2 separate regions of the Homo sapiens genome follow, and region 2 is linked to region 1. A link is a loop called in an ENCODE intact Hi-C map of the cell type or tissue named here. Cell type or tissue: CD14-positive monocyte. All regions are shown on one strand. Links, peaks and the distances in the headings refer to the core of each region. The heading gives the core; the rest is flanking DNA.

Region 1 (8,333 bases), core at 216-8,215:
TCGTTGAGAGTGAAATGGTTGCAAGGAACTTTCCCCGTGTACCGCCGCTGACTGCTGTTGGGAACCTCCCTGTTTGTCAGGTGTTGACTAATATCAGCCTCTGTAGGGCATGGGACCTGAAGCATGTTAGAGAAATGCTTATTTCAGTGATAATAGATAAAGTGGTGACAGTGGTTAAAAAAAAAAAAGTAGACATAGCAATATTCAGTATGTCTTTTTCTGTCCCGAGATACAATCAATCAGATTTTAATTGAAAAAAAAAAAAAACACAAAAACAGGTGGAAAGAGCACCTAGAAACAATTCTCAGAGGGAGTTGCTCTAGTTATGTAATGCTGTGTAACAAATTGTTTCAAAACTCAGTGGTAAAAATCAACCATTAGGCTCCCAGCTTATGCAGGACAGTAATTCAGACAGGGCAAGGTGGGGAATGACTTGTCTCTGTTCCACCATGTCTGGGGCCTCAGCTAGGAAGACTCAAAGGCTAGGGGTGACTCAGGGGCTGGGGGCTGAAATCATCTGAAGATAATTAAACTATCTCAATCCTTTTTCTTTCCCCTGGAAAATATGCTGGGTATTCAAATGTGACAACAAATTGTCATGATTTGCCTTGCAGTTGATGTTGGCTAAGGGCTGGATCTGAGCTGGGGTTGTTGGCCAGAACACCTACATGTGGCCTCTCCATGTAGCTTGGGCTTCCTCATAACGTGGTGGCTGGGTTCCAAGGGAAAGTGTTCTGAGAAAGAGAGAGCCAATAGAGAGAGGTCCATATTCTTTTCCAACCTAGTCTTGGAAGTTGAGCAGTGCCTCTTCCACCATATTCGATTCATGGAGATAGCCATAAAGGCCTGCCCAGGACCAGGGGAGGGAACCTAGACTCCACCTCTTCATGTAGGAGGGGCAAGGCTCTGGAAGAGGACATGGGAATGCATTGGATGTGGTGGCCATTTTTGGCAAAAATAATCTGCCACAGAAATTGTATCTGGGGTTGAAATTTAAGGATATAGAGGGGCTAGGCAGAAAAGAAAAGGAAAGAAACAGATTATTATTTACTTTTGAAAAGTATAGGATTATTCCTTGTCTTGTCAGAGAAATATTCTCCTTCTCTTTATTCCCCTCCATCTTTCTCTCATTTTTGATGCAGATGTGTGTGGGAACAGAAACTTTCCTCTACTGTAAGGAAAGTAACAGTAAAAACACAATAACGGATGATAGCTGATACTCGTCTTCTTTGTCAAGGATACTGTGGCAAACTGGAGGGTTTGTGCTTGGGCCAGAGATTTCAGCCATGACTGAGTTCCATCTAGTTGCTGCCAGTGTAGAGTATGGATCCAGTATGGCCAGATCTGACTTCCCAAGAAATGCCAGGCCCTTGGGTTTTCATGTAGACTCCTGATTTTTTATTATATTCGTTCAAATTAAAATCAGACAAAGAAGTGTCATTGCAAAAACCAAATAAAACAGCATAGTGACCTGAGGTTCCCCAAATGGGCCACCACTTGGTCCCTCTGACTTTTAATTGGCTGCCAGGTGGCAGTTATGAGGAGAAAAAGGGGGCAAGCAGAGGGGCAGCCTAGAGGGAGCCTGAGGCCTTTGGCAGATACCCACTGGCTTGCTGCACTCAGGGTCTAAGACCTCAGGGCTGTGAGGCAAGAATACTCCTAGAGTTATGACAGGCAATAAGTTTACTTGCAGTCAAGAGGGATGTTGGGGCAGAGGAAGTTCTTTCTCCTTTGACAAGCAGGCAAATGCTGGCTGGTGCTTAAACTCATGGGGCTTGACTAACCTCCAGCTGACAGGAAACTTTTGGTTATACACTTCCTCAATAGAAATTGTAAAGCCTTAGTACATTGCCGTGATGTATTTAATGCAATTTCAAACTAGATTAAATTAAAATGAAACAGCAAAACAGAACCAATGTTTAAAGCTGGATATTCTCTCTCCATTAAGAGGCTGCAGTGAAATTGTATTTAGCAAAAGGGAACAACTAAATAAATAATGGTCATTTACTGTAACCAAAATTGCAGAGGTAAAGTTTTCTTATTAGTAATATAGCTCGTTTAGTAATACCCCACTAAAATGTTGATAGCATTATATTCATAGTTATTATAAAGCAGCCCACTGAAGGCTTTGGCGAAAAGTCTGACGTGCACAATACTGAATACTGTGCTTCGGGCTTTTGAAACCTCACTGGAACTACAAGGAGCATTGTAGCATAAAAGAAAATAAAATCTGGGTAACATTACATCAGTTTAATAAGTCATGATTTAACAAGTGAAAAAGCCTTGGCGGAAAGTGGCAGTGCTAAAGAACAAATTGAGAGCTACTTCATTTATAAAAGTTTCAATGAGTTATCATTTCAAGTAGTGGTGTTTAGGCAAAAATAAAAAGGAAGAGGAGAAAAAAGAATAAGGTCCAAATTGAAAATTAGCTCACTACAATCTTGAAATGTAATTGCATTCTGATAATCCACATAATTCTTGTGTGCACTTAAATGTGTAGAGTTGTTTTGCATACTTCTCTACTATAAAGAATAAGAGCAATTAAAGAAAAACTAATGGGATTATGGCATTTTCACAAAGCAGGCAAAACTGAAGCTAGAATTATAAATTCCAAAGCCAAATAAATTTGTCTGCACAGAGTTTAGGAGACATCAATTAATTAGAAAACGATCTATGGAAAAAGAAGCTTGCTTTGTGATCAGTTCATCATTTACTGTGTTCTTTCATTGAATGGAAGCTTCTAGCAGAAAAAGAATTTGTATGGAGACATTGAGAAGAAGCCAGTACAAGAAATTTCCTTCTTCCATGTGTGCTTATGGGGACACAGAGCTATCCAGCCTGAAAAGTAAAAAGAAGCTTCCTTTCTGAATGGTTCATCACATACTGTTTTCTTTCATTGAACAGCAGATTTAAACACTAAGAGGAGTTTGTAGGCAGACATTTAGAAGAAGCTAGCAGAAGTTTCTTACACCCATACATTCCTGTTGGTCAAGAGAGGTCACTAGCCCTGAAAAGGTAAAAGAGGCAAGGGAGAGAACAGTCTTTAATATAAGGGCTTGGTTATATTTAATGAAGTGCCACAAGGACTGGTTATCCAAACTGAGGGTTCTCTGCCACTAACTAAAGTGCCACTAACTTCTGAGTGGAGAGCAGCAGATAACTTTTCAACCACACTGATTTGCCATAGCACAGTGCCACCATCACTCAGCAATAACTCACGGTGGCTAGGACTGCTGGCTGCCTAACCCAATATTCTGTCTTCCTTCCTTTCTTAGTAACAGACTCTTGGGAAATATGCTCGGCTGAAAAACTGCATTTCCCAACTCAAGACCTAAGAGGTGGTCAGGAGATACAAGCAGGAGTCCTTGGATGAGGTAATGAGAAAAGTCATCATGCTCTAGTCCTTCCTCTTTCTTGCCTCTTGCAAATGGAATGACTGGAACACAGCAGCCATCTTGAGATGCTGAGAATGGAAACCACACATTAAAAATAGAAAGAGGGCCAGGCATGGTGACTCACACCTGTAGTCCCAGCACTTTGGGAGGCTGAGGCAGGCGGATCCCTTGAGCCTAGAAGTTTGAGACCAGCCTGGGAAACATGGGAGATCTCATCTCTACTACAAATACAAATACAAAAAAAAAAAAAAAAATTAGCTGGGTTTGGCGGCATGTACCTGTATAGTCCCAGCTACTCGGGAGGCTGAAGTAGGAGAATCACCTGAGCCGGGGAGGTCAAGGTTGCAGTGAGCTGTGATTGCACCACTGCACTCCAGCCTGGGTGACAGGAGTCAGAACTTGTCAAAAAAAAAAAAAAAAAAAAAAAAAAAGATGGAAGGGCCTGGGTTCCTGTTGACATCAGGGAGCCACCTTACCGGGCCTGGGTTGCTTTTCTCCAGATATTTTTATTTTTAATGAGAGAAGGAAATAAACTTTTTCTTTTTGAACTGCTTATTTGACTGTAGCTGTAAATACAAAGCTCTAGAATCTCTGTGGTAATGACTTTTAAAAGCCATCAAGTATAAGCCCTGCACCATGTCAATGAGAGATAAAGGGAAGCAACAAGAAAGGGAAAGGAGAGGGAAAGAGAACGAAACAGAGACAGTGCTTGATCCAGGGCCAGACCACCTGAGTTTGGACCCTAGTCTATCACCTCCCTACTAACTGACCCTGGGCAAACTACCTAAGCTTCACAGCACCCTCGGTTCTCTAACCTACAACATGGGGATGCCAATGGCAGTGACCTCAGTGTATGGTGAGAGTTCCATCTGTTACCATGTGTCTGTCTCGCGGTAAACATTCAACGGCAGTCAGGTGCTCTCCCGCTTTGAGGCTGCCTGGCAGCAGGCTCCTGTCTCCTAGGGTTGACCGTTTTCTTTGGAGTAGACTTTCACTCTATCGGAAAGCTGTTCCTCGGGATGAATAAACACTGCATTCCCATCACTTTTGGGGCCTGTCTAGATCTGTTTCCCAGAGCCATCATGTGCAAGACTAATTTCGCTCTCCATATGAAAAGTCTTCAAGTATTTGAAGACTGGCTGGCCATCCTGCACACCCTGAATCTTCACTCCTCTGGCTGCGCATCTGGAGTGACGGAGCCCCTCCCTCGCTGTGCTTCAGCTTGTTCCTTCCCTTCTTCAGTGGGACTCCAAGGAACGAAGGTCATATTGCAAGTACACTTCTGTTTTTGTGGCCATCCTCTGATACAACCATGTTCGGCAGGTAAAAAGTTCATGACCTCTATATTCTCATCATGGATTTTACCCTTGATCAAGATTAATGCTTTTCTTTCTCCAATTCACTTTCTTGGGCACTAATATTATTGCTGTTTCTAATAGCTGTGTGAAATTTGCCTGACAGTCTTTTGCTGGTGCACTTTGAACCATCTTCTTATTTTTAAGCTTTTGTTGCCCTTTGATTGGGTATTTCTCTTATATTTTGAATTAAGTGTAAAAACAGAGTCTTGGTTCTTATAACAGGGTGGTTTGAAGCCCTAACCCTAATCCACCCATGACACTCACTGAATTTTTCTCCTTATGTCATTCTGGTTTACACCTTCACTTTTAACCATTGTGTCTGTTTTCCTTTGTTTTCTCCCTTTTATCTTCTGCAGTGTTGGGAAGGTGAATTCCTTCATGCTGTTTCAAAGGATTCTTTAATCTTATTTCTTCTAAATATAAGAGTCAACACTGAAATAGTACTCTTGGGTTTCTCCCCTTAAGACAATGCATATTCCTCCCTTGCCACCTCCCTCCCAATTTTCAACAACTTCTTGGTCTTTATTAGATTAATTTAGCTTAAGAGTCATTTTCTATTTTGCATTTATTCTCAGATTTACAACAATTATTTAGATTACATTTTTAAATTGTTTGTGGTGCTTGCCACCTGTCCTTTTGTACTACTATGAAATTCTATATTTTCTTTCTTTCTTTTTCTTTTTTTTTTTTGTTTTTTTGTTTTTTTTGAGACAGTCTTGCTCTGTTGCCCAGGCTGGAGTGCAGTGGCACAATCTCGGCTCACTGCAACCTCTGCCTCCTGGTTCAAGTGATTCTTTTGCCTCAGCCTTCCAAGTAGCTGGGATTACAAGACCCTGCCACCACACCTGGCTAATTTTTGTATTTTTAGTAGAGATGGGGTTTCACCATGTTGGTCAGGCTGGTCTCGAACTCCTGACCTCAAGTGATCCACCTGCCTTGGCCTCCCAAAATGCTGGGATTACAGATGTGAGCCACCACGCCTGGCTGAAGTTCTAATTTTTCTTTTCTATCTCAATTATTTTGAGTGCACATTAAGCAAAGAACACGGAAGATAATTTTTTCTGAGGCCTTGTATATAAAAGAATGGCTACCTGCTATTTTCAAATATGAGAGATTTAGGTGGACACATAATTACTGAATCACCACTTTTCGTCAAAATTCTGTGGGATTAGTTTCATTTTCTTTTGCTATTTAATGCTGGAGATAAAAATTTTGATATCTGTTTTATTTTTATTCTTTTTTAGGGAGAAAGGTTGTAATCTGTTATTTTTCTTTTGAAGTTTGTTCAATTTTTTCCTGCCATTCTATGAGAAACTATTTATCATCCTCAATGCAATTTGATCACCCAGCCCCTGAAATGGCAGCTGAAGCATCGGAAGAGCAGAGGCTAAGCTAAGAAGGCCACAGGGTTAGACAAAAAGGGAGATGGGTGACTAAGAAAGAATTGAAATTCTGTCAGAACATAACTGAGAAAATTTTTCTTTGATTTTGCCTAGAATGTGGTCAGCTGGACAATATGTTTTTCGGGTAAAAAAGTTTTCTTCTAGAATATCTTCAATTATTGTCCCTTGAGTCTCTTCTTCAGGAAAACCAATTATTTCTATGCTGCCTCCATGCCTATCAGACCCTGTTTTCTCCTGAACCAAGCATATCCCTTTGTCCTCTGCTTCTGCCCTCCAGGAGTGCTTTGTCTTCAGCATCACTAACTGTTTAGCAGCAGTTCTGTCTCTGATGGAGATTTCATTTTAATTTTTTCTTATTCACCCATCTCCTTTTTTATGTGTGGCCTTCTCAGCTTTGCCTCTGCTCTTTCAATGGCTTCAGCTCCCATTTCAGAGGCCAGGTGATCAAATTGTATAAAGGATGATAAATAGTTGCCTACAATGTGTGTGTGTGTGTGTGTGTGTGTGTGTGTGTGGCCTAAATTTTTCAACATTTTCACAACTATGTTCTTCCTCTGATTTTTCCAAATATTGTATTGTTCTCTTTCTCTTACTGTGTTATCTTTTTATTCTAGTTGTCCTTTGCTGTTCAGCAAACTCACACTAAAACTTAGTAGCTTAAATACCTACTTTCTTAACTTTCCATGATTTTGTTGGTCAGAAATTTGGGTAGCATTTGGATGAGCAATTCTTTTATTCTGTGTGCTGTGGACAGGAGTCACTTGGCAACTTTCAGCTGGTGGATGGACTGATCTGGAGGATCTGAGATTGTTTCACTCACATGCCCAGTGCCTTGCAAGGCTGGCTGAAGGGCTGGGATCAGTGGGGCCTGGGAGGCAGAGAGCTCACCTACAGCGTCTCCAGCGTGGCAACCCCAGGGCATCAGAACTTCTCACGTGGCACCTCAGGACTCCAGGAGCGACTGCTGCCACAATCCAGGAGGCACTGTATGGCCTCTGTGACTTGGCCTCAGAAGTCACACCATGTCACAACCTTTGCACTTTGTTGGCCGAGGCAGTCACAAGGCTGCCCAGATTCAAGGAGAGGAGACATAGACTCTACCTCTTAGATGGAAGAGGCATCAAAGAATTTGCAGCCATTTTTAAAACAGCCAGTTTTCTTTGACTGCATGCTTTTATTTTCCCCTGTAATCATTCTCAGAGTGAGATCTCTATATAGTAGGTGCTGTCAAATGACACGGGGGAGTGTCTTTCTCAGGTCTCTTACTGGGAGGTACAGCACTGGTGTAGATGGGTCTTTCCTCCCTGCTGTGTGTAGAAGGCTGTCACCTGGGCTGCACCATTCTGGATGCCACACTATTACTGACCCAGTCTAAGACATGATTAACCCCTTTGGAGACAATGTAACATTGCCGACCCACATCAAGCTCACTGTATACTACAGTCTCAGCTCTTCTTCTTGCTTGCTTGGAAGTACCTGCCCTACCTGTCAGCTGCTAGTGACCCCCGACCCATGAACAGTCCATACCACAGTCTTCTCATGCTCAACACCAAGCTCATTTGATTTCAGTTGGTACATTTTTGTTCTTCCTCTTTATGAGGTTCCTCAAATCCAGGCCTGGGGAAGGCATCTCTCTGCTGCTCCATGACCGTCCATGAGTCATGGAGAGTGGCCCTGTGATCTCAGAGGGGTTTTCAAAACCAGAGTGTGTTTGCCAACAAAAATGATCAACATTGATTGGAGGGCTGGAGAAGGAGTTATAGAGTCTGGAAAGTGAGCCAGCTAAATCTTCATCTTCGAAAATGGAGAGGTTGTAGATAATGTCTGAAGTTGACAGAGCAAGGAAGGACATTCTATAAACATATTACTGTATTTGGAGTTATGCAGGTAGCCACTGAAAAACTAAGAACAGAAATGCTTCAAACTGGTTGCCTCTGGAAAGAGAGCTGGGAGGAAGAGTGGGCTGGGAGAGACCAGCTCTCCTCATGCTTAGCCGTGCAGTGCAATGTAGTATTTTACCTTGTGCATGGATTTTGTAATAAGAAATAGCGATGTGCATTTGGATATTAAAAACATTACACAACAATTTAGAGTGAGGCGTGCCATTTAAAAGGTCTGATTAGAGGTTGCGGTTTGTCATTACATTTTATAGAGGGTTGTCTTCTTGCTTTGGGTTT
Region 2 (8,333 bases), core at 103-8,102, 340 kb after region 1:
ATGGCACCATACTCCTGCCTGTGGCTTTGCATTTTTAGGTTCAGTAATAAGTGAAATGATTGAAGTACCACAAGGGATGAAGTTTTTCCTTTTTTTTTTTTTTTTTGAGACAGAGTCTCGCTCTGTCGCCCAGACTGGAGTGCAGTGGCGCGATCTCAGCTCACTGCAAGCTCCCCCTCCCGGGTTCACGCCATTCTCCTGCCTCAGCCTCCCAAGTAGCTGGGACTATAGGCGCCCGCCACCATGCCTGGCTAATTTTTTTTGTATTTTTAGTAGAGACGGGGTTTCACCGTGTTAGCCAGGATGGTCTTGATCTTCTGACCTTGTGATCTGCCCGCCTCGGCCTCCCAAAGTGCTGGGATTACAGGCGTGAGCCACTGCGCCCGGCCTGGGATGACGTTCTTTCTAAGAGTGGTCACTAAGGCTTTCGGCAGCCCCAGTTAGTTTTAGCATTGGTGTTTTCAGTTAGATCTTGCATCTTTTGCTTAATATTTTTAAGATGTGTTTATAGAGTACTTATTAAGCATCAGGCTTTGGGTCTACAATAGGGAAGAAAAATACATAATGTGCACTTTCACATTTTTATTTATTTTATTTTTTATTTTCTGAGCTCTGTTGTCCAGGCTGGAGTGCAGTGGCATGATCTCGGCTCACTGCAGCCTCCACCTTCTGGGTTCAAGCAATCCTTCTGCCTCAACCTCCCAAGTAGCTAGGATTACAGGTGTATGCCACCACGCCTGGCTAATTTTTGTATTTATAGTAGAGACGGGGTTTCACCATGTTGGCCAGGCTGGTCTTGAACTCCTGAGCTCAAGTGATCTGCCCGCCTTGATCTCCCAAGGTACGGGGATTATGGTGTGAGCCACTGCACCTGGCCACAAATTTAAGATACTATTAATGATAACACACACTCTTATTTTATATAGTATCAAGAAAAAGAGCCCTGCCACTTTTATACACCATTGACTACAGGATATAAATGATTTCAGGGATAACATTTTGAAAATCTTATAACTGAAATGTGCTGACTTATGTCTTCATAGAGCTCAGGTTGAAGGGGCCTGCAGGTGTATAGGTCAAATATTAGTGACTTGTTTGGTTGCATTGTTAGTGACAAACATGCTGTGTGGGGACCAGCATCCTGGAATTTACAAAATAGAAACTGGCAGATGACCGGCAGGCCTTCCAGCATCCTGAGCTCTCCCTAAAACCCTCTCTGGATATAACCGGGACTCTCGCACGGCATCTGTCATCCCCCAGCTGGAAGGCTGACAAGAGCAGATTCCCACATGGCAAACAGTTGCTCCACCTCAGCTTCCTGGGGAAACACAAAGCCTGGAGCCCACTCCATGAGAAGTGAGAGCAACAATTCACTGCGGGGCCTTCCAGCCTCCCAGCCTTCAGAGAAACTCCATTGGAGAGTAGCTTGAGTAGATTTGCCGTGAATATCAACCTTGTTCTCCCACACATAGTTCAGCCACCAAAGGCTGTTCTTACAGCAAATATAACTATGCCAACTTCAATAAAGCACAAAATATTCCCTTGCAAAGGCATACTTGGGCTCTGCGTAACACATCTACCTAAGTGTCATCCCAGATGTCATTTTGTATTTTGTCTGATTTTTTTTTTTTTTTTAATTAAGGCCCAGACTCCGTAAAGTCAGATGCTAACTTCTGGAAGGTCTGTAAATTGCAAATGATGTTTGTCCAGTAGAAAAGAGAACCCCAGAGGTTTTAATTGTATTGCCTTTTATGTCTTTAGCCAGGTTTGTATTGGGTTGTACCTTTTGAAGTTGAGTTGTTTGAAGGTCAAAAAGTGGTTGAATGCTGACAATAGCAAGCTTATCTCTAACCTTCAAAGGTAGATATGCAAAAGTGGCTCATAGTAGATGACAAAGTTCGTTTAAGGTGTTATTCTTTTGCCCACTGAGTCTTTCCCAATCTTTGCCCCATTTGGAGCCAGCTTTAATGTCCTGTTGATCTCATTAATGAGTTAAATCAATCTTTGACACACACACACACACACACACACACACACACACACACACAATGTATTTGTATGAGAGTCACGTTTTTTCGTTTTTTGAAAATTATCCCTGAAGTTTACAGCTATCCATCTAAGCTATGGGACCTTGGCCTTGGGTGGGAGGTTGCTTAACCTTTCTGGCCTTTGGTTTCCTTAAGCTTAAAATAGACGAGCAGGTTTCCAGTGCCTCTTCTGGCTCTAACTTGGTGTCCCCCCAGCTGTCCCACTTTGCCTTTCCGGAATGCACTGGCGTGGGTGTCACAGTCACATTCACTTCCCTTTTACCATTTCTGGCTTCTTACCACTTGTCTTCACTGGGTTTTCTACAAGCACTAGAGAAAAAAGATGACTTGCTCTTTCTAGAAGACAATCTGAATGTGTATATCAACATTAAAGTATGAAAACTGTTGGATTCAGCATTTCTACTTCTAGGAATTGACCCAAAGAAATAATCAGATACATGTAAAAGAATGCTTTGGGCAATATCATTTATGATAGTGAACAGGGGAAAAAGTGCTAAATGTCAAACAGCTGTGGACTGGGTAAATAAAGTGTGTACCCCAATATGATGGAATGCTATTCCGCCTTTAAAAGGCGATTCCGCCTTTAAAACATATTTCTTGAGATGTACAGTATATATCGATATATTGTATGTCAATATATCAATATAGTGATATGTTATTAAGTGGAAATAAACAAGTTGTGAAAAGTATGTGTTCTCTGAGCTCACTTAAGTAATAGTTGTGGCTGCACTTATGTATGGATTTACATAATATAGTCGAATCACAGACAGAACAAAAATCTGAATGCATTAGTGTCAAGATGCTCACTGGCTTCATTCCCGAGTGGAGTGATTAGAGGTGGTACAATTTAGGTCTCTTTTCTTCTTTACACTTTTTAAATTTCACAGTAAAAATAACTATTATCATTTTAGGAAAAATAGAAGAAAAAGAATAATTTGATGGATGGAATTAACAGAGAGCCTGGAATTGGCAGCAGAGCAATCAGACAAGTTTCCTCTGGAGCTCCTGGGCTCAGCCATTTAGTACTCTGGACAGGTGCTTACATTTGCCATATGGAAGGCTGGCAACAGATCACTTGGTTGGTGCAATTCTTGGTAAAACAAAGGAAATAAGGCATTCGGTGGATGACCGTGGCACAGCTATTTAATTATGTTCCTCACTCCTGGGCCCTCTCCCTCCCTGAAGCTGGGGCTTTGCCATTTGGAGTCGTACCTTACCCACTCCGCCTGCCTTTTTTTTTTTTAAATTTTTTAAATATCTGCTTAATTACACAGCAGGGGCTGACTTCAATTGGAATGGAAGTCACTTTTCATTCTAAAACATTAGCTATGTGTCAGGTGGTTTTCACTTTTTCTCGTTGTAAACTCTGAGTTGTACTTTTCCTGCGCCCACTGCTTCTATGCCACTGTCTCCAGATGCCTATGAATTTCAAATGCACAGATGGAGCCAGGATCTGTATATCAAGCAGCATCTCCCCAAGTGGTTTCCACCCAACACAAGCAGTGTAGGATGTGAACAGGCACGATTTCAATACAAACACTACTGCTCGAACAACAGTGGAAGCACATTAAACATTCGATAAAATGAGGTCACTGAAGACTCCTCAGAACTTTTCAGATGCTGATGTCCAGGGTTGGTCTCCAGGGAGTGAATAAAGTATGCGGGGTTCCCCAAACCTACTGGCTTTAGGGCTTTCTGTTGATGATCATTTCTGGGGAGCAGTGGTCTGCAAAACTCTTTATTTTTTATTTTTTGGACAGGATCTCACTCTGTCGCCCAGGCTGGAGCTGGAGTGCAGCCTTGAGCTCCCAGGCTAAAGCGATCCTCTCAACTCAGCCTCCTGAGTAGCTGGAACCAGAGGTGTGTGCCACCACGCCCAGCTAATATTTTTATTTCTTGTACAGATGGAATCTCGCTAGTTTGTCCAGGATGGACTCAAACTCCTGGCCTCAGGCAATCCTCCCGCTTTGGTTTCCCAAAGTACTAGGATTATGGGCGTGAGCCACTACACCCAGCCCCCAAACTCTTAAAGAAATGCAAACTTAAAGCAGTGTTCCTGGGGACAGTAACTGCTGTATTTGGAATTTCAGTTTTGTTTGTTTGTTTGTTTTTTCTGAGATGGAGTCTCACTCTGTCACCAGGCTGGAGTGCAATGGCACTATCTCAGCTCACTGCAATCTCCGCCTCTCAGGTTCAAGCGATTCTCCTGCCTCAGCCTCCCGAGTAGCTGGGACTACAGGCGCGTGCCACCATACTCAGCTAATTTTTGTATTTTTAGTAGATTCAGGGCTTCACCATGTTGGCCAGGATGGTCTCGGTCTCTTGACCTCGTGATCCACTCGCCTCGGCCTCCCAAAGTGCTGGGATTACAGGCGTGAGCCACAGCGCTCGGCCAGAATTTCAGTTTTAATTAAAAAACAAAACAGGAAAGAATGGAGTAAGGGTTCACAGTGAAAGGAATTGGATAGGGGAGATGAATCTGTAGCATGCAATATCAGAAGGGAAATTTTGAAACAGAAAATGACAAAAAATTTTCTGTAAATTGAGCTTGTCAGTGTCCTCTGAGCACATAGAGTTGGTTTAGGGAAGGAAGAGAGCAGAGTGGGTATGAAAAGGGAATTTGGATTATAAGCAAATATGAAGCTCAGCCATTTTCGGTCTTGTGAAGATGATTAGTTACTCTGAGGGGATGAGTCACTAAGATTTGAAATTTACTGAAATGCAAAGGTTTGTTCCTCATTTGGAACCTGCGCTCTGATGCGGACATCTGCTGAGACACCCTTGACTTCTTAATCCAGATGGGACACATGGAGCAGAGACTGTGAGTGCTCTGCCCACAACCCTTGGAAGTCACCGTTTTCTTCTGTTGTGATGGCTCTACTGCAGGCACCTGGAAGTCTCTGCCCACAGCTGAGGAAGCTCTGTGGCTGGGAGTGAGTGCTGAGCAGATCAGACCACAGTGCTGGGGAGTTAATACCCCAGGGCAGCCCTCAGCCAAGGAGGGATGGCAGTGGGTGCACAAACACCCCAGCTGCCTCGCTCTTATGTGGAACAACTTGGATGCCCCCACACAGTCTCTCAGAGGTCCCCAGTGGGATTGCACCATGTATTGGCTGCCTCCCCTTCCTGTCTCACTCCCCTACTCTCCCACATGAACTTTCTGTGATCACTCAACACAGAATAGACTACTTGCATTCGTATTCTGTCTCTGCTACTGGAGGAACCCAAACAATGTTTTTCTTTTTACTATAAATTCAGAGCAGGAAATCCCTGCTGGGATTCGCTCCATCTTAGGCAGTCAGATACCTTCACTACCCGTAGGGCCTTTTCTCCCAGCTGCACTGCTGTCATCCCGAAGGTCTTAGGGAATGGCCACAGAGGGGTCTCTTGTGCTGTTCTGCTCTCATTGAGGTTGTAGTGACCAGAACTGGGCACAGTTTCCCAGTGCCACCTTAGTCTCATCTCTCCCTGACACACACAAAACACCCTTTGTTATCATTTAGGATATAGCTAACAGGATAACATTCACAAGACTGGTGTTTCTCAAACTGGAATGTGCACACGCATGACCTAGGGACCTGGTGAAGGTGCAGGTTCTGATTCAGAGGCATTCCGTAGGGCCTGAGAGTCTGCATTTTTAGCAAACTCCATGGCTGACGGGCAGACCACACTGTGAACAAGGTTCCACTGGAGTGTGAGAGCCCCAACCACAAGACCAATTCTTTCCCAGGTCGGTATATCCAGTGTCTCGTCCAGCTGGCTACATAGTGGGTGCTGAGTTTATATTTGTTAAATTTGGCTCTTGCAATTGATTAACACATCGATTCACTAATTTAATTCAGCTGCCCAGCTTCAAACACGAGAGCAGCAACTGTTTAATGCAAATTTTTTTGATGCAATGTCCTTCTGATGGTGGGAAAGTACATACTGGGAAAGTCATACAGGAACACCACAGAACAATGCAGAGCGTGTGCAGACAGGCAAATTTGGTGTGAGTCATTGTCAACTCACACCATTGTCAACATTATTGAAGACCTGCTACCTTTAGGGTAATAGCCTAACTAGACACCAAAAGAAGCATAAGATATTATTTCTATCCCCCAAAAGGCTTGCAATGTGACTGAAAAAATGAGACAGACAATAAGAAACAAGCATCAGGTGAGTGGTTAAAGACAGTAGTAACCCTGACAACTAGTTTGCTTGATCTAACTCACTTGACATCTCAGTAAGCCCGTCTGATCACTGAACTGATAATACTGTTATTAAAGCCACCTGGCTCTCCTAGACCGCAAACTCTGGTAGTTGCATTTCACAAAATTCAGATTCAACTTCACACGCACCCCATCACAACGCACGTGTGCATATGCCTATGGGCAGATGGGCCCCCTTAATCACATAGGTTTTAATATTTTTATTCGGGGCAAGAGAAAAAAATAATCTTCCTTAAAAACAGGTTCTAATCCACATTCATAGCAGCATTATTTCCCACAGTCAAAAGGTAGAAGCACCCAGTGTCCGCTGATGGATGAATGAATAAGCAAAATGTGGTCTTCTCATACAATGGAATATTATTCAGCCTTAAAAAGGAAGAAAATTATAACATATGCTACAAAAAGGATAAACTTTGAGGACATTAAGCTAAGTGAAATAAGCCAGTTACAGAAGGACAAACACTGTATGATTCCACTTGTAGGAAGTACCGAGAGGAGTCAAACTCATAGAAACAGGAAGCAGAAGGGTAGTTACCAGGGGTTGAGGAAAAGGAGGAATGGGGAATTATTTAATAGATAGAGTTTCAATTCTGCAAGATGAAAGGAGTTCTGGAAATGGATGGTGGTGATGGTTGCACAACAATATGAATGTACTTAATGCCACAGAATTGTACATTTAAAAATGTTTAAAATGTGACTGGGCATGGTGGCTCATGTCTGTAATCTCAGCACTTTCAGAAGTCAAGGCAGGAAGATGGCTTGAGCCTAGGAGTTTGAGAACAGCCTGGGCAACACAGTGAGACACCATCACTAAAGTGCTTAAAATGGTGAGCTTAAAAAACATGGTTAAAAATGCTTAAAATGGTAAATTTTATGTTATGTATGCTTTATCACAATTAAAAAAAAAACAGTAAGATCTGAGAGCTACAGTGTGAACAACGACAACAAAACAGAATCCCTAGAAAATAACTTCATAGAAAACAAGGTAGAAGAGTTTCTTTTTGTTTATGAATATATGTCATGGAGACCTTCTCTTGAGAAAATGATCTATACGAACCCATCTCCAGCTTCTAAATTCTGGGCTCCTCCAAGAAAATGACAGTAATCAGAGGCAAAGCCCAGGAGGGCCCTAACTGTGAAGAGGACCTCGCAGCACTTTCTCTGGACCCATGCGCATGGACTGAGGCTCAGCCTGTGCACCGCACGCTCATGGCACCTCTTGATGCTGTGGACAACATGCAGCTTCCTCAGCTGTGCCTTTCCCACACCCCGGGGTTTTCCATTTCCTAGTGACATCAAACATTCAGGATGGAGAAGAAAAACCTGCTGTTCACCCAAAAAGGTGGTTAGAAATGACCATCCCGGCGTGGTCGTGGTAGCTCACGCCTGTAATCCCAGCACTTTGGGAGGCTGAGGCGAGTGGATCACTTGAGCTCAGGAGTTTGAGACTGGCCTGGCCAACATGGTGAAACCCCGTCTCTACTAAAAATACAAAAATTAGCTGGGCATGGTGGCAGGCGCCTGTAATCCCAGCTATTTGGGAGGCTGAGACAGTGGAATCGTTTGAACTCCGGAGGCGGAAGTTGCAGTGAGCCGAAATCGCAGCATGGCACTCCAGCCTGGGCGATGGGAGTGAGACTTCATCTCAAAAAAAAAAAAAAAAAAAAGAAAAAGAAAAAGAAAAAAGAAATGACCATCCCAGCAATGGATGCAGGGGCTTTTCCTGATGGGAACAGGCCTCCTGGAGCCAGGTGAACTGGCTGAGATGCCCCTGGAGAGGGGTCTGGCCTGGTAAAAAGCATGGACCTGCAGCAGGAGACCAAATCAGGTTCTGGGGTGGTGAGAGCACAGTTGAACCCCAGGCTTCCTTCCTTTGTGTCTTTAAGCAATGCTCATATGAAATGTGTCTATGTGAAAGCCCTTTCCCTGTTCTGGGTCACAGCATTTTGACTCAGATGAGAAACTTGTCTGGGTCCAGTTGACGTGTACTTGAGGAGTCCTGGAGTTAAGGCTGAGTTTTAGAATCTGCTTTTCATGTTTAGCTTAATTCAATTATGAAAACACATCAAATGGC

Evidence for each region. Peaks named below come from ENCODE experiments on the same cell type or tissue, not always from the same donor. Only the 100,000 strongest peaks of a DNase experiment are listed, where the experiment ranks them.
Region 2: it touches region 1 in a loop (4-fold over the local background); 1 of 110 quality-filtered maps calls a loop at or near these places.

The regions. Positions count from the first base shown.
Region 1 is chr20:20,254,739-20,263,071 of GRCh38, reverse strand. CFAP61 (cilia and flagella associated protein 61) reads right to left here. Exons shown (of 27, transcript NM_015585.4): 21 at 1-116. It overlaps CFAP61-AS1 (CFAP61 antisense RNA 1), which reads left to right. Exons shown (of 4, transcript NR_183979.1): 2 at 3,276-3,374; 3 at 4,513-4,718; 4 at 6,911-8,333. Among named protein-coding and RNA genes, the nearest start is that of CFAP61-AS1, 8.9 kb to the left of the region's middle. In CD14-positive monocyte, for the core only: no CTCF peak of the experiment used is centred there; DNase peaks (open chromatin) are centred at 1,741, 3,371 and 7,801; H3K4me3 peaks cover 991 bases; H3K27ac peaks cover 6,014 bases.
Region 2 is chr20:19,912,069-19,920,401 of GRCh38, reverse strand. The region is part of intron 3 of RIN2 (Ras and Rab interactor 2); the gene reads right to left. Among named protein-coding and RNA genes, the nearest start is that of NAA20, 100 kb to the left of the region's middle. RefSeq lists an enhancer at 4,850-4,919. In CD14-positive monocyte, for the core only: no CTCF peak of the experiment used is centred there; DNase peaks (open chromatin) are centred at 2,281, 4,761, 6,011 and 6,821; H3K4me3 peaks cover 3,332 bases; H3K27ac peaks cover 6,573 bases.